Linked DNA regions of Homo sapiens: region 1 is linked to region 2. The links are chromatin contacts, found by Hi-C or POLR2A ChIA-PET in ENCODE. All regions are on one chromosome and are shown on one strand. Each heading gives the region's core, a stretch centred on a gene start or an enhancer-like site at or near the end of the contact. The rest is flanking DNA. Distances are from core to core; before and after follow the strand shown. Region 1 overlaps LINC01811 (long intergenic non-protein coding RNA 1811). Region 2 has its middle 150 kb from the start of LINC01811.

The links. Hi-C counts contacts between places; a loop is a spot of excess contacts on that map. ChIA-PET counts read pairs that join two places held with the same protein, here RNA polymerase II (POLR2A).
Region 1: a loop to region 2 is called in a map of A673, with 3 times the contacts of the local background. The contact joins two enhancer-like sites. A Hi-C loop is called at or near these places in 1 of 168 maps with a recorded cell type or tissue (A673) and 1 of 37 single-sample maps with no recorded cell type. POLR2A ChIA-PET finds 5 or more read pairs at or near these places in 2 of 52 experiments (A673 and WTC11).

The regions. Positions count from the first base shown.
Region 1 is chr3:34,255,463-34,262,375 of GRCh38, reverse strand. All of the region lies in intron 2 of LINC01811 (long intergenic non-protein coding RNA 1811), which reads right to left. Among named protein-coding and RNA genes, the nearest start is that of LINC01811, 100 kb to the right of the region's middle. Within about 2 kb of position 1,600, at least 3 of the 41 ENCODE cell types and tissues checked have a DNase peak (open chromatin) inside an H3K27ac peak, as active enhancers do; they include A673, where a contact is called at or near this core.
Region 2 is chr3:34,004,315-34,010,838 of GRCh38, reverse strand. No RefSeq gene overlaps it. Among named protein-coding and RNA genes, the nearest start is that of LINC01811, 150 kb to the left of the region's middle. Within about 2 kb of position 1,418, at least 3 of the 41 ENCODE cell types and tissues checked have a DNase peak (open chromatin) inside an H3K27ac peak, as active enhancers do; they include A673, where a contact is called at or near this core.

The DNA.
Region 1 (6,913 bases), core at 351-2,850, 250 kb before region 2:
GCTGAGTGCTATGTTCATTTACCTCATTTACTTAAAACAGCCCCGAGATAGGTCTTGTGATCTCATCTTTCAGAGAGGAAACAGACTCAAGAAGGCTGGGTAACTGTTCCCAGGGTCACGTAGGCAGTAGGCAGATGAGAGAATAGTGATTCTTATTTCTGTGATTCCACAGCTGGTGCTGTCCCCATGAGGCATCATGGTCTGTGCTCATTGTCACCACTTTGTAAGGTACTTTCCTGAGGGCTTGTCTGCCTTCCCATGGCTCTTGCCTGGTTATTCTTAACCTTTGAAGGCTGAATCAACATATGTGCTCAATTAATTGTATTATCTCATTCAATGTGTGAGGAAGAGTGGATTTGTGGGCTGCCACAATGAGTCACTTTTCATTGCCATTTTCCACACTCTAGAATGCCCATAATGTGATGCAGAATTGTTTTCCCAATGCAGTCAAAATTCTCAAGTGTGTGTGTGTGTGTGTGTGTGTGTGTGTGTGTGTGTGTGTGCACGTGCGCATGCGCGCGCACGCGCTATCAGACTGATTGCTATGTTCATCAAGGTCATTGATTCTCTCATCTATCCAACAATTGACGTAAGATTCTAAAGAAGCACCCCTTTGTTCTAGAAATACAATTTTATAAGTCTGAAAAAGCCAGCATTTGCATGGTGTTAAACTTAAAAATCTCTGTAATCAATGCTAATTTGACATGATGAAATGCAGCACTTTCCATCTCAAAGCTCTTTGCAAAAATTAATTACCAATTAATCTAAAACTTTAGAGCATTATTTATTATCTGTACACTCAGAACTTGAAAATATTTACATTTCAAAGCATGACATGTAAAACTATTCTATTATGTTTTAAAGTGGAAAAAAAAGTTCAAATTCTCAGAAAAGGACAAATCACAAGTACATCAGTGAAATCAAACTACCAGATTATTCTGAGAACTGTTAATATCTCCCTGGAAAATGCTATACAAATATCCAGTTGGAATCTTGCTGAAGGCATTTCTCTGAAGTAATAATGCTAATCAGTCTAGAGCAGTGAACTCTGACATGAGACAGTGAGCTGCTCTGCCCTTCCTTTCAGAATCCAAGGGGTTTTATTCATAGCTACTCCCTGAAATAGTGCTTGGTGGAAAGGAGGCAAATTGGATTGTCTCAACAGATAAATGAATCATTACATCAGAATGAGGGGGCGGTAGGGCAGGAGGAAAAAGAGAAATGGAAGGATGGGAGGGAAGGAGCAAGGAAAGGGAAGAAAAGAAAGAAGTAAGAAAAGAAGGGAGAAAAGGAGGAAAGAAAAGGAGGAAGAAGGGAAGAAGGGGGGACAAAGGGAGAGAAGGAAGGCAGGAAGGAGGGAAGGCAGGAAGGCAGGTTGCATAGAGTTGGTTTGAGATTAAAGGTACAATGCTTAATACTCTTAAAAGCAGGGACCATTTCTGCAGAAGAAATATGAACTGCAAAGACTTACTAGGTCTTAACTTTCATTTTAAGATATTAAAAGTAAACTCTTTTCCAAGACAACAAAATAAGTCTGTGGACTTCTGCCTCATCCAAAACAAGCCTCTCTTTAGCCCCACCTGGTGGCCCTTCTCCCTTCAAACTGTAAGTTAGGCTATGAGCTATAAAAATTTGCAGAAAATCCATGTACAACAACCCTAGGCTTGAGGCACACAATTACCTGGGAAGATTTTTCTAGAAACTGATCAGAGAGCATATTTGTCCACAATTCAGCTATCTCTCTGTTGCTCCCTCCATTCCTCCCTCACCACCTCCCTGTGCTACAAATTGTGGTTACAATTTATTTCGAAGCTGACAACAGAGCTAAAAGCCCAGATGACACCCCTAACACCTCCTTATGGGAAGGTGGTGCAGTCTGAGCAGGCATGAATTCATAGCACAGTGGGAACAAGTCTGTCATACCCAGGCTGTGAAAAATCCTCTGAATTTCCACAACGGAGGGAAGCAAACTGGCTGAACAGAGGCATAAAATGGACTTTGAAAGAAGAAGGTGCATCCTAGCTCTGAGATGGAGTACTGGGACAGCTTTCAGGGAGGATGTGTCTTAGCAATAGTAGCTCATGTGTTATTAGGGGCTTTCTTAGGTAGACATATTGATTGATTAATATTTACCCACAGGATCTGTACTGCAGTTAGGAGAAAGAATGGAGAAATTCACAGAGTTTCAAAGGTGCCATTCCTTCCGGAAACATCAATACCTTAAACTGTGTAACCCTGGACCTCTAGAGGGTCCCAGGTCTCGGAGGACAAGGTGAGGGTATGACTGCTGGCTATAAAAAGCTTGCCAGCTTCACCATGAACTTCCACACTGTTGCCCAGCCTCTATGTCCCTGGCCAGCTGACCCTGCAGGCCTGCTTCTCTTTGTACTAAAGCTCTGTCAGCAACACTTCTGTGCAGAGGGAGCTGGCACAGCAGCGAGCTGACAAATATCATTTTAAATTAAATAGTATATTTTAAAATGTGTTTCACATGTTAAAGGCACAGATGGTGAGGTGTCCATGCCTTAGGAGACAGCTGTGCTGAGGAGAAAACAGGTGTGGATTGCGGTTCATCCTCACACCAGCTTCCTGGCATGGTTTCCTCTGAGCAGCCAAGCTACCTGATCCACCTCCAGGCCCTTGGGCTGGGGATCTTGCTGGCAAAGATCTAGCCCACCTGGACCATACCAGAGGAGTTTCTGGTCTTGAGCTGGGGTTACTTCCAACTAAAAATACGATGCAAAACCATTTTACAACACCAAGGATACAGCTTTGTTCTTACTTATCTTTTTTGTGATGCTTGATATTATTGTTTAGGATCATTTTTGTTGTTGTGAATTTTTTTATTGCTTTGGTTAGTTTTGCAAGAAGGATACAAGTGAAAAAAGAGCAGGAGCAATGTGATATATATTCAGCTGATCAAATGTCCAGATTTTTCAGAGATCCCCAGCCTTTGGGGATCACTGAAGCCAAGTTCCCCTCCTTACGTAATCCCCATATTAACCTAAAGTGGCGACTCTCAAAGTGAAGGTCCCTGGATCTATGGCATTAGATGTTGGAAATGCAAATTCTCAGGCCCCATCCCAGACCTACTGAATCAGAAGAAACTCAGGAGTGGGGCCCACCCATCTGTGTTCTAACAAATCCTCCAGGTGATTTTGATTCTCTTCAAGACTGAGAACCACTGGCCTATGCTATCTACTGCAGGTTTGTTCACAGGGAGACAGGGAGATAATGTCCTGGCCTGGCCTATTCCAACACCCTGAGTTTAAAGGGATCTATTTCCTATAGTGAAACTAACTTACTGATTCAGTTCCTTTGTCTCTTGGGAGCTCCTTGGCATATTTGCATCCCTGGAACTCTGGTTCATGGCTGGGTCTGTATTTCTGCATTTGTAGGGGGAGGGCCAGATCTGAAATTGTGATGAGGGTACCAAGGTAATGCCATCTTCTAACTCAGTCCTAAATGCCTTCTTCCCAACTTATCCCACAGCAGGTTCTGTGCTCATAGAGAACAATGAGTCAGGTTTGGCCCATGGCTCAGTGGGAGTTCACAGTACAGTGGCGGAGACAACCTTGGAAACAGACTCTTGTAATGCAAACTGATTAGTGCTGTAGAGAGGCCTGAGCCAAGTGCCTGGGCACATAAAATAGCCCTAGGGAATACAAGAACACAATTCTCCCTTAATTTCTCCAGCCCTGGCAGAGACCCAGCATCCCAGACAGGCAAAAGGTATAGAAAATAAATATCTTCCTACATAATATTGTTCTCTGTTTCTTCTTTGTGAAAAGGACAGCTACAATGCCTAGTGTGGGGCATGCCACCTGGACCCCGGGAAGCAGTTAAGCAAAGGAGGCAAAGCAGCCTCCTTAGCTATCCCAGCAGTGCAATCTAGCTCTCTCTGAAGCTCCAGGGGGTACATTTGCAAGGAAAGGGAAAGCTTATCTATTCCTTTTTTACCCTTAAGAAGCAACAGTTGAAACCAAATTTCTAGAATTCTATGACAAAAGTCACCTCAGCCTGAGGTCTTACCACTCTCCTTTTGGCATGTTTCTTAAAATTCATCACCACTACTGTATAGTAATGACAAAGCCAGGATCCCTACCCATGCTAACCTCAGCAGAGGGGCCCATCGCCACCACTCTGACCTCTGCCAAAGGCCAGGGAGCTTTTTCTATCATCCACATTGACTCACCTGAAAGTGTCCAACACCCAGAATTCCACAGGACTCTGCCTGGGAGCTCTGGGTCTGTGACTCTGGAGGACTTCTATCTTCCCCGTTCGGGTTCCACCATTTATGAGCAAGGGCCTTCACTTCTCTGAGCCTCCCTGTATCTGCACTGAAAATGGAGCAGTCCATTCCTGCCAACCTAAGGGCAATGTGGTAAGGATATAATGAGACATCTATAGTATGGAGCCTGGCCCTGGTGTGGTTTGGTAAATGATAGTATTAGGAAAGCAATTTACAATGAGGATGTTGGTCTAGAGACTCTCTAACCAATTTAAAAGATTACATGGGATCATGGCACTGTGTCCTCTGTCTGGCAGTGCAAATTCTCTGTTCTCTGCCTGATGATCACCTGAGACACACTGCTTCATGACCATAAGAAGCTCCAACTCAGGGCAAAAACAAACAAACAAACAACTAGAACTAAGGAATGGTGAGCCAAAACGGCAATAAGTCCAAAGTGTAGAAGAAGAAACCAGCTCTGACTGTGGCATGGGGAAGTTATCTACTTCACTGATTTCATCTCACCATCAGTGAACAAGAGCACAGGCTGCACTTCGTCTTGCGCTGGCTGAGCAGAGGGTGGAATCTAGCTGCCCAGCCTCATTCTGACCACCAAGGCTCTTTAGCATGTCCAGTGCCTACAAAATAGTAGTATAGAGGACTACGAGGGGCCAAGAGGGGACTAGAGTTGCTGTGGCATCAACTTCTGGGCATGAAACCCCATCACAATCGCTGACCCCTTTACAATGGCTAAACCAAGACTGACTAAAGCTTCATAGTCACCAAAGAGACAGTGTCATGTTGCTGGGGCCCAGCTGGAGGTACCAACCCAGTGCTGGAGAGAGACCTTATTCCTGGAAGCCTAGAGAATCAGACTGTGTAGGAAAGAAACCATAGACTCCACAGTCACCCAGGGAACTCTCCTGGAAAGTTACGAGAGAAAGCAGGAGAAAACAATGCACTAAGGACTCTCCTATGCTGAACAATACTGTCCAATTAGTACTATTACTATCCCTAGTTTACACCTGAGGGAGCTGAGGCTGAGAAAGGTCAGGCAATTGCCCAAAGCAACATAGCTGGCAAGCGACAGAGGCAGAGCCCAGTGTCCTAAGTTTCCATAGAGACCACCAAACTATCCCCTTTCCTGCTGCACTCAGCAGAGTCAGTAGAAAGGTCGTGATCCCATGCCCTTTTAAAGGAAAGCAGCCCCTAGGAATACTCTGGTGCCTGGATGGGTGAGAATGTGCTTGAAAGATGGATTAAGAAGCCAGGACACTTTGGGCTTAAAACTCAGCTCTGCCACTTACATTCCTCATTTCTTTCTATCCTGGGTCTGCCAAAATGTAAGAAAAGTTTTCACATTTTTTTACCAGTTTTTCTCACCCATGACCACCCTGTCTCAAAATGATTATGCAACAGCCCAGAGTCCCCCATTCCAAAATTCTTTGCAAAGAGCAAGATTTCCCTCGCTATTTCTGAATTCATCCACACCTCTATTTCTCTCTCTTTCTCTAATTCTCCCTTCTCCCTACTTCTTTTTTTTCTCCCCTTCCTCCCTCAGTGGTTTTCTTTATTCTTCTTGCCACCATCTTCATCATCTCTACCCCCATTAGCTCCCTTTCCTCTGCTTCTCTCTTTTGCCACTCTCTCCCCGCATTTCCTCTCCCTTACTCCCTCCCCGTGTTCACTCATAAGACCAAGAGCTAAAATAAAAAGTCAAAACAACCCACAGTGTCTCAAATGACCTGGAGTGCCTCATCCTTACACATAAGCCCTCACCATAAACCTGGACCTGGTTCCTTACAGCTGCCCAATTAAAGCACCAAGGGAGGTTTTGTCTGGAGATGGTTTTATAGTGTTTGCTAAAGGGGGTAGTTGTGTTTTGTCTCCATGCCAAAATGAAGCAAACCTTTTTGGAACAGGAAGTCCAAAATAAAAATCCCAGCCAGCCCCTCTTAGTATTGTTCTGCATGCCAGCAACTTGATGCTTTTTCAGTGTGGGAGGAGAGAAACTACAAATGCCACCCTCCATACTGGCGCAGGCTTCCTCCTGGCCAGCGTACTCAGCAAGGTAAGGGCAGCTTTGAACAGGAGACAGCAAAACAATAGGAAAACTAGGCTTGGAGCCTTCGACCCAGACACAGAGGCTAAAAATGACTTCTACCCACACAGGTAGTGTTATTCAGCATAAAGGGGACGGGAGGGAGCTGAAGGCTTTGTAAAGAGATGGCTTAGAAAAGGGGGAGGAGTGAGCTAGGGAAAATTTTTATCTATTTCTGAAGCCCACAGCCTTAGGAGCCACCTAGGCAAAAAAAAAAAAAAAAAGAAAAGAAAAGAAAAAAAAGAGAGAGAAAGAGAGATGTTCTTAGCATTTGCAATTTCATTTCAGAAAACAGAATTAAATCCCAGGTCTGGCAGAGAATAAGATTAGCTAGTCCCACCCCTTATCTTTTCAGATAAGGTGACTGAGGTCCAACAACTGCAGGTTCAATGCCCAGGTCACCTCTACTGAAAGAAGAGGAGAATAGCACACTTCAAATCAGCCCTCAGCCTTCTACAACCTCCCACATCTGCTTTGTAAACAGATGAGCAATATCGCCTGGTCCTTGGAATTTTCATCAAAAGGGACTTGAAACTCAGCCCCATAGATGTTTGGGGCCCCAAGTAGCAGTAGCAGTCCAT
Region 2 (6,524 bases), core at 169-2,668:
ACCAGGCTGGCTAAGGGCTACACCCCAGAACTGGCACAGGGTCACTGTGCTATTGGTCAAAGCAGTCTGGAGTCAACTCAGCGTCAAGGAGATGAAGAAAATTATCTCTTGAGAAAGGCATGGCAAGGTCATATTGAAGATGCACACGTGAAGGCCGGGCACGGTGGCTCACGCCTGTAATCCCAGCACTTTGGGAGGCCGAGGCAGGCGGATCACAAGGTCAGGAGATCAAGACCATCCTGGCTAACATGGTGAAACCCCATCTCTACTAAAAATACAAAAAATTAGCCGGGCATGGTGGCGGGCACCTGTGGTCCCAGCTACTCAGGAGGCTGAGGCAGGAGAATGGCATGAACCCGGGAGGGAGCTTGCAGTGAGCCAAGATCACGCCACTGCACTCCAGCCTGGGCGACAGAGCAAGACTCTGTCTCAAAAAAAAAGAAAAAAGGATGATGCACACGTGAGATGGAGGATGCTATTGTGGCCATTTTTGGAAAAACTAATCTGCCACAAATCCCCTAAGGGTTCTGTATTTGCAAAAGTGAGAACCAAGGACCACATTACTGCTATAACCCAATAACAGCAATAAATTCAGTGCTTTACTGATTATAAAATACTTTTTATGAGGCATGTGTCATTAAATGCTCATAAAACCCTGTGACATCAGCATTATTTATAGGGGAAGAGAGAAGAAGTGGTTTGTCTAAAAACCTGTAGACAGAAAGTAGTCAGTGTCTTTGGGGCTTCTATGCTTGCTCTGTCTGGTGTGATAACACTGTGAGGGGTAGACATGAGAATGAGGTCTTAGAGGCCTTCTATTTCTTACTACAGGGTGTTTGGGAAGAGAGCTGGGTGTTCGCCTCTTGTATTTAAATCATTTTGCTACAGAAATATTATTGTAAAACCAATCATGTATATGGCTCTTTCTACCTTACCTCTGCCATAAAATGTCAGAACCCTGTCCCAGCAGGTATAGGGCTTAGGTTTCTAGGTTAGGACTGGAGCCACTGGGAATATAATAAAACCACTTCAATCAATGAGAATAAGAGTCCCAACTGAGGCTGCAATTCACTATTTGCACCGCTGGTTTTGGTTTTCCCACAACACAGTTTTGAAGGGCCTCACTAATCCCTTGAGTCTTCTTTGTGATAAGGAAGAATGACCAGAACGGGAGTAAGACATTAACTTGAGATTTTATGTTCCCTTCCAGGAAGCCACCCCCTCTTGAGTGCATTTCCATAGCTCCAGGATGAACATATTCATGAAACTTGAGCCAATGAAGGAAAGATACCCATGTGGATTGGACCAATATGCAAACTTCAAACTGTGTCATTATATTTTTATTTTATGAACCTCCTTGCTTAACATCTCATCCCACCCAGATTATAACCTGCACAAAAGCAAAGGGAATTTGTTGTTCTCTCTTGTTCATCCCTGCATTCCTTATACCTAGAACAGAGATAAGCAAATATTAGGTATTCTATGAATGTTTATTGAACAAATAAATGAATGCAATGACTCAGCTCCTACCATATCTATGCTAGATGGATATGAACTATATTTGTCTTATGTATTGCTGTATCCCAGCTGGTGCATAGTAGATGCTCAATAAATGTCTGATGAATGAATAAGGAAAGGAGGAAGGGAGAGAGAGAAAGAGGGAGGGAATAATGAAGGAAAGAAGAAGGAAGGAAGGAAGGGAGGGAGGGAGGGAGGGAGGGAGGGAGGGAGGGAGGGAGGGAGGGAGGGAGGGAGGGAGGGAAAGAAAAAGGATCTTGGACTAAGAAGCAAGTGTTGCCCCCACCTGTGCAGTGATAAGGTTTTGCTGAAGTCATGTACTCTCCTTCTTGAATTTCCCAGGTTTTTAGAAGCCCAGCAGCCACCCTCACTCTGAACAAGCTGCCTATTTGTTATGCTGAGTAAAAGCATGATCACAGCAACAAAGAAATATCATTACAGAGAATTTAGTCTCATTTGCAAAATTTTGCAGCAAGGACAAATATAACCAATGAAACAATTTGAAGCAGAAGTTTGTGAGTTTCAAATAAAATGTGGTTTTAAGAAAAAGCCATGAAACAATTAGACTTTAATCACTACATCTCTGCCTCTCTGTTCCTCCCCAGAGTTTCATCTTATTCCTCTCTCTCCTCTGCCCTCCTCAATGCTTACTCCAACCCCCAACAAGTCCAGTGAACCCTGAGGATTTTTCCCCTCATAATCCATCTCAGAGCTGTCTCTCCTTGCCATTTCTATAGAATCACTGCAGCCCATCCATGTTACGCACCTCCCACCTTTGCTAGCTGCCTCCTGGGGGAAGATGCAATGATCTAGTTAAAGCTTCCTGCTGTGCTTAACACAGGACAGGGCATTCTGTGCAATGAAGCCTGTTCTAAGTGAGTCACCATTCCCCTGAGACCCTCCCCCAGGTCTGAGAAAGCTGATGCTGACTGAGCTCTGAGCAGCTAGCTCATCCCCCTTCCTACACAGAGGTAAAGCCACCAAGCCAACAGACAGTGGGTATTCACTGGCAGGGTGCTAAGTGATCAGGGTGGATAGGCCCATGTGAAGCAGCCCAGTGAGGGACACTACCCAGCACTTGGAGAGCTTCTGGTAGGCTTGCAATTCTAGATATTGAACATCTGTCTTGGTGAGTACATTTTACATCTACTCAAGTCATTCTCCAAGTTTCAGAGGTAGAAAGAAGCCAGGTGAGCAATGCTATGTGTCTTTACTAGCTTAGGCCAAAAACCATTAGAGTTCCTGTCATCAATGCCCAGGCTGGTGCTTCCCGAGGAGGCTAGGAAGTCATTCCTGATGAAGGCAGTTGCTGGTAGACTCACACTCAAACTGGGGCCTAAAATGTCTGAGGGGAAGCAACAGCAGAATGGACCCAACTGGCCTAGTCATTCACCCATACACACAGTTATTGAGGTCTACTCAGTCCTAGAGCATACAGAAGGCCCTAGACACACAACGAGGAACAAGAAAGTCTAGATCATGTCTTCATAGTCTAGGGCAGGGAGTACAAAAATAAACATACAAATTGGGCACAGGAATCCCAGGAGAAACCAGCAGGGCCACCTGCCTTGATGTTAGGAGGTCAGGAAACCTTCCTGGAGTGAGAAACATGCCGATCTACCTGGTTTGGAAATTGACCACTGCTCCCCATGTAACAGAAGAATTTATGGGGTAAAGACTGAGGTCCAACTGTGCACCCTGGAGCCAGGAGTTACTTTACAAGCACGTGCTCTGCTCTCCTAAGACATGGTGGCAGGCCAATGCAGGGACACAGAACAAAGCGTTGACCCCAGCTCTGCCACTCACTGGCTTTGTGGTCCTGGGCAAGTCATTTCAGCTCTCTTGGTCTCCTTTACCCCATTTGTTCAACCTGGGGCATTGCAGCATGAGCCCTGCAGGTCTCCCCTGCCACAGAATTCAGGCATCCTAGGACCATTGCCAACTACCAAAATGAGGCTGGCTTTTTCACAGCTGAGTCTCCCTGCCCCCAGATCACAGGTTGTAGCTGCTCTGGAGAGGAAGAAAGTCATTCTCACCTTCCTTTCCAAACCCCACAACATTCCAACAGCAAGGCAAGGGAGTAAAAAAGGACAATTACAGAGCCTCTACCATGTCCTGGGGGTTTTACCCGCATGATAGCTCATTTCATCTTGACCACAATCCCGAAAGGTAGGCATCATTTCCCCCATTTTACAGACAAGGAAACTAAGGCTTAGAGAGGCTGACAGACATATCCAGAAATACAGAACTTGGAAGTGGCAGAGCCTAAACTGAAATCAGGATGTTGAGGCTCTAAAGTGACCTATACCACCTACCCCCTGCAATTCTGAGGCATAACACAAAACCCTAAAGCAGGGGCTCAGTCAGCTACAGACAGAAACAGAGAACCAAGAGCAACATAGTGATGGTTGCTAAGGGTCACCATGCTATAGAGGATACAAACCCTCAGGTTCTCCTGGACAATAGACTGTGCGCCTGTCAAAGCCCCTGCAAGCCTCCACCTACCCCACTTTTAAACTCCAGCACTGGTGGAGGAAACTTGCTTACTCCTTCTGTAGTCCTCAGCTTACATGAGTCTGGCAGAGGCTCTGGACAGAGCCTCCAATTTCCTTTCTAACATTTGGACTCCCCTGTGCTTGCTCTGTAAAGACACCAAGGCTTTCTTTTAATTTCTTGACCTCCGAGAGAGAAAAATAACACTCATTTCAAAACCTGATGATCCTACTTCTCTTTCAGTTACTGAGAAAATTTCTGAGGTGTGCCCACTTTCCGTGTTCAAAAAAGAAAGAAATGTAAAGGTCTTGGGCTCTGCCACGGGTTCAAATCATTTCCTGCCAGATCGTCTTGTCTAAGCTGGTTAATTGAGAGGAAGGCAAAGTGTTCAGTGTTCCCTTTCCCTACTAGACCAAAAGCTATAGAGGCACCAGCTTTGATACTTCCAGCTTCCCTGGGGCCCAGAACACAGAGCTCCATGCGTGTTTATGGATTCAACCAAACATCCTTCCTACAGAAGGTCACACGAAATAAGCGTAACAGGGTATGAAAAACAGAAGTTTACCCTCAGGTACCTTCCAAAGGAGGTGGCAGAACACCTCTGTCATTTAAAAAGAAAATGGCTCCTCCTCAAAAATGACAAGACTGTCAAATCCACTTACAAGGGCTGGTAGTTCACTAGTTGGAATGGAATTTTTGAGAATTCCTTTAGAGAGAGCTGTGCTATGACTTACTGAGGTATGTCCTCCCCTGTTTGGGGTCACAGTGGACTTCTGACTCCTCCTTGAATAATCCCAAGACTAACAGCTGACAGCCAAGCTAGAGGAGAGGAGGTTGGGTAGCAGGGCTTACATTCCCAGAAATGCCAGGGTACTGTCAGCACATCACCATATTCCTTGGATTCCTTTTACCATTTTTGCCCGTTTATTTCCCAGCCTCTATGTGCTTTTGCTTCTAACAGCCTGCATCTGCAACTCTCTTTGGAGGGTTGCGTTCGAGTTGAAGTTGCTTTCCCTTCAGGAGGAAATTGCTGAAAGCCCCTGGGAATTTGGATCCCTGCATATTCCACTCCCATTATTACGCCTAGCCAGTGCCTCATGGGATAGGTGGAGGCACGTGAAAGCCCAGCTTCTTTGCCTTAAATCAGGACAAACGCTGAGGTGTGATTTACACTCCAGAGTGCCCTTCGTAATCCACTCAATCTCCATGGGATTTTGCCTGAAACCACACCCTTACTTGGCTTCCCATCCTTCCCCATCCACATTTCCCCACCACTTTGCACCCAACCTAACACAGGATGTCTGCAGAACCCAAGAGAAGGAGTCAGAAAGAATGCTAGCCAGGCTGCACCAGTGCCCATCAAGTAAAAATGCTACTGTGCTCCTCACCTCTTCTCCATTCTTTAAACCCTAGACCAGCAGAAACTGTGATTAACAAGTTGGGGGTAGGAAGGGTAGGCACTGAAGTCACAGGAGACAAGAAGAAACCATCCACATTCCTTTTCCTTCCTTCTCCTCAGCAGCGCTTAGCTGGCAGAACAGAAAATGCAAAATGGGGGATGTATCACACTAAACCGAGTTCAAAGTTTTGACTCCTCCATAGGAAGTGGACATTGAATTACTAACCCCAGAGGACCTTGTACTACCCAGAGTAACTGAAGAAGTCATTAAGCCCACTTGAACTGTCAACCAAGGCTAGAGGAAGGACTGCTTCTACCAAATATATTTAGCAAAACAGTGAGAACCAAAAAACATTTAATTGTTTTGTGATTATACTCCACAATGCATGCTGACTCAACACAGCTGTTTTATAAGAAAGATCCTCATGGTCATGAGGCTCAACTTTGGAAGTGGAAGCCATATTTTAGTACGTAATACTTATATTCCCAGCCTCTACACTGATTCTATAATCAGACTCCCCAAAAAGAGGTCCACACATTAGCTAACCACTGACTTCCCCACATCCCAGCCAGTGAACACATAATACAATCTGGGTTTGGTTTGCCATAATCCACTCATCTCTATTGAGTATCCAGACTTCTCTCCCATATACCCTCCTCCAGCCACACCACACTACCCTCCAACACCCCTTTAGCTCCCCTGCCAGTAAGCTTTTTCTCTTGCTGTTCTCCTACCTCCCTCTCCTGATGTCACACCCAGCCTGCCAGGGTTTCTGATCAAGCTCCACAAGGCCTTCTTGGAGGTCCTGGTCAGCATCGAGTCACAGCACATGCCACTTCATTGACAGTTGAAGAGGCTCCCCTCGGTTCTTCTGGAGATGAGGAAGTGGACAGCTGGCAGGGTGAAGAGCACTGGGGCAAGGCTGTCAGTAATCCCATGTTGTGTCAGGTTGATTGCATTAATAGCCCCAATTCCTCACCCCTTCCTGTATCCCACCCTTTGCCATGTGCATTCTGCCCCCTGCCCCTTCCCAAATGTGAGCTCAATCATATGACTTTCTTTGGCCATTTGAATAAGCAAAAGTAAGGATGTGCCACTTCTCAGCCTAGGCCT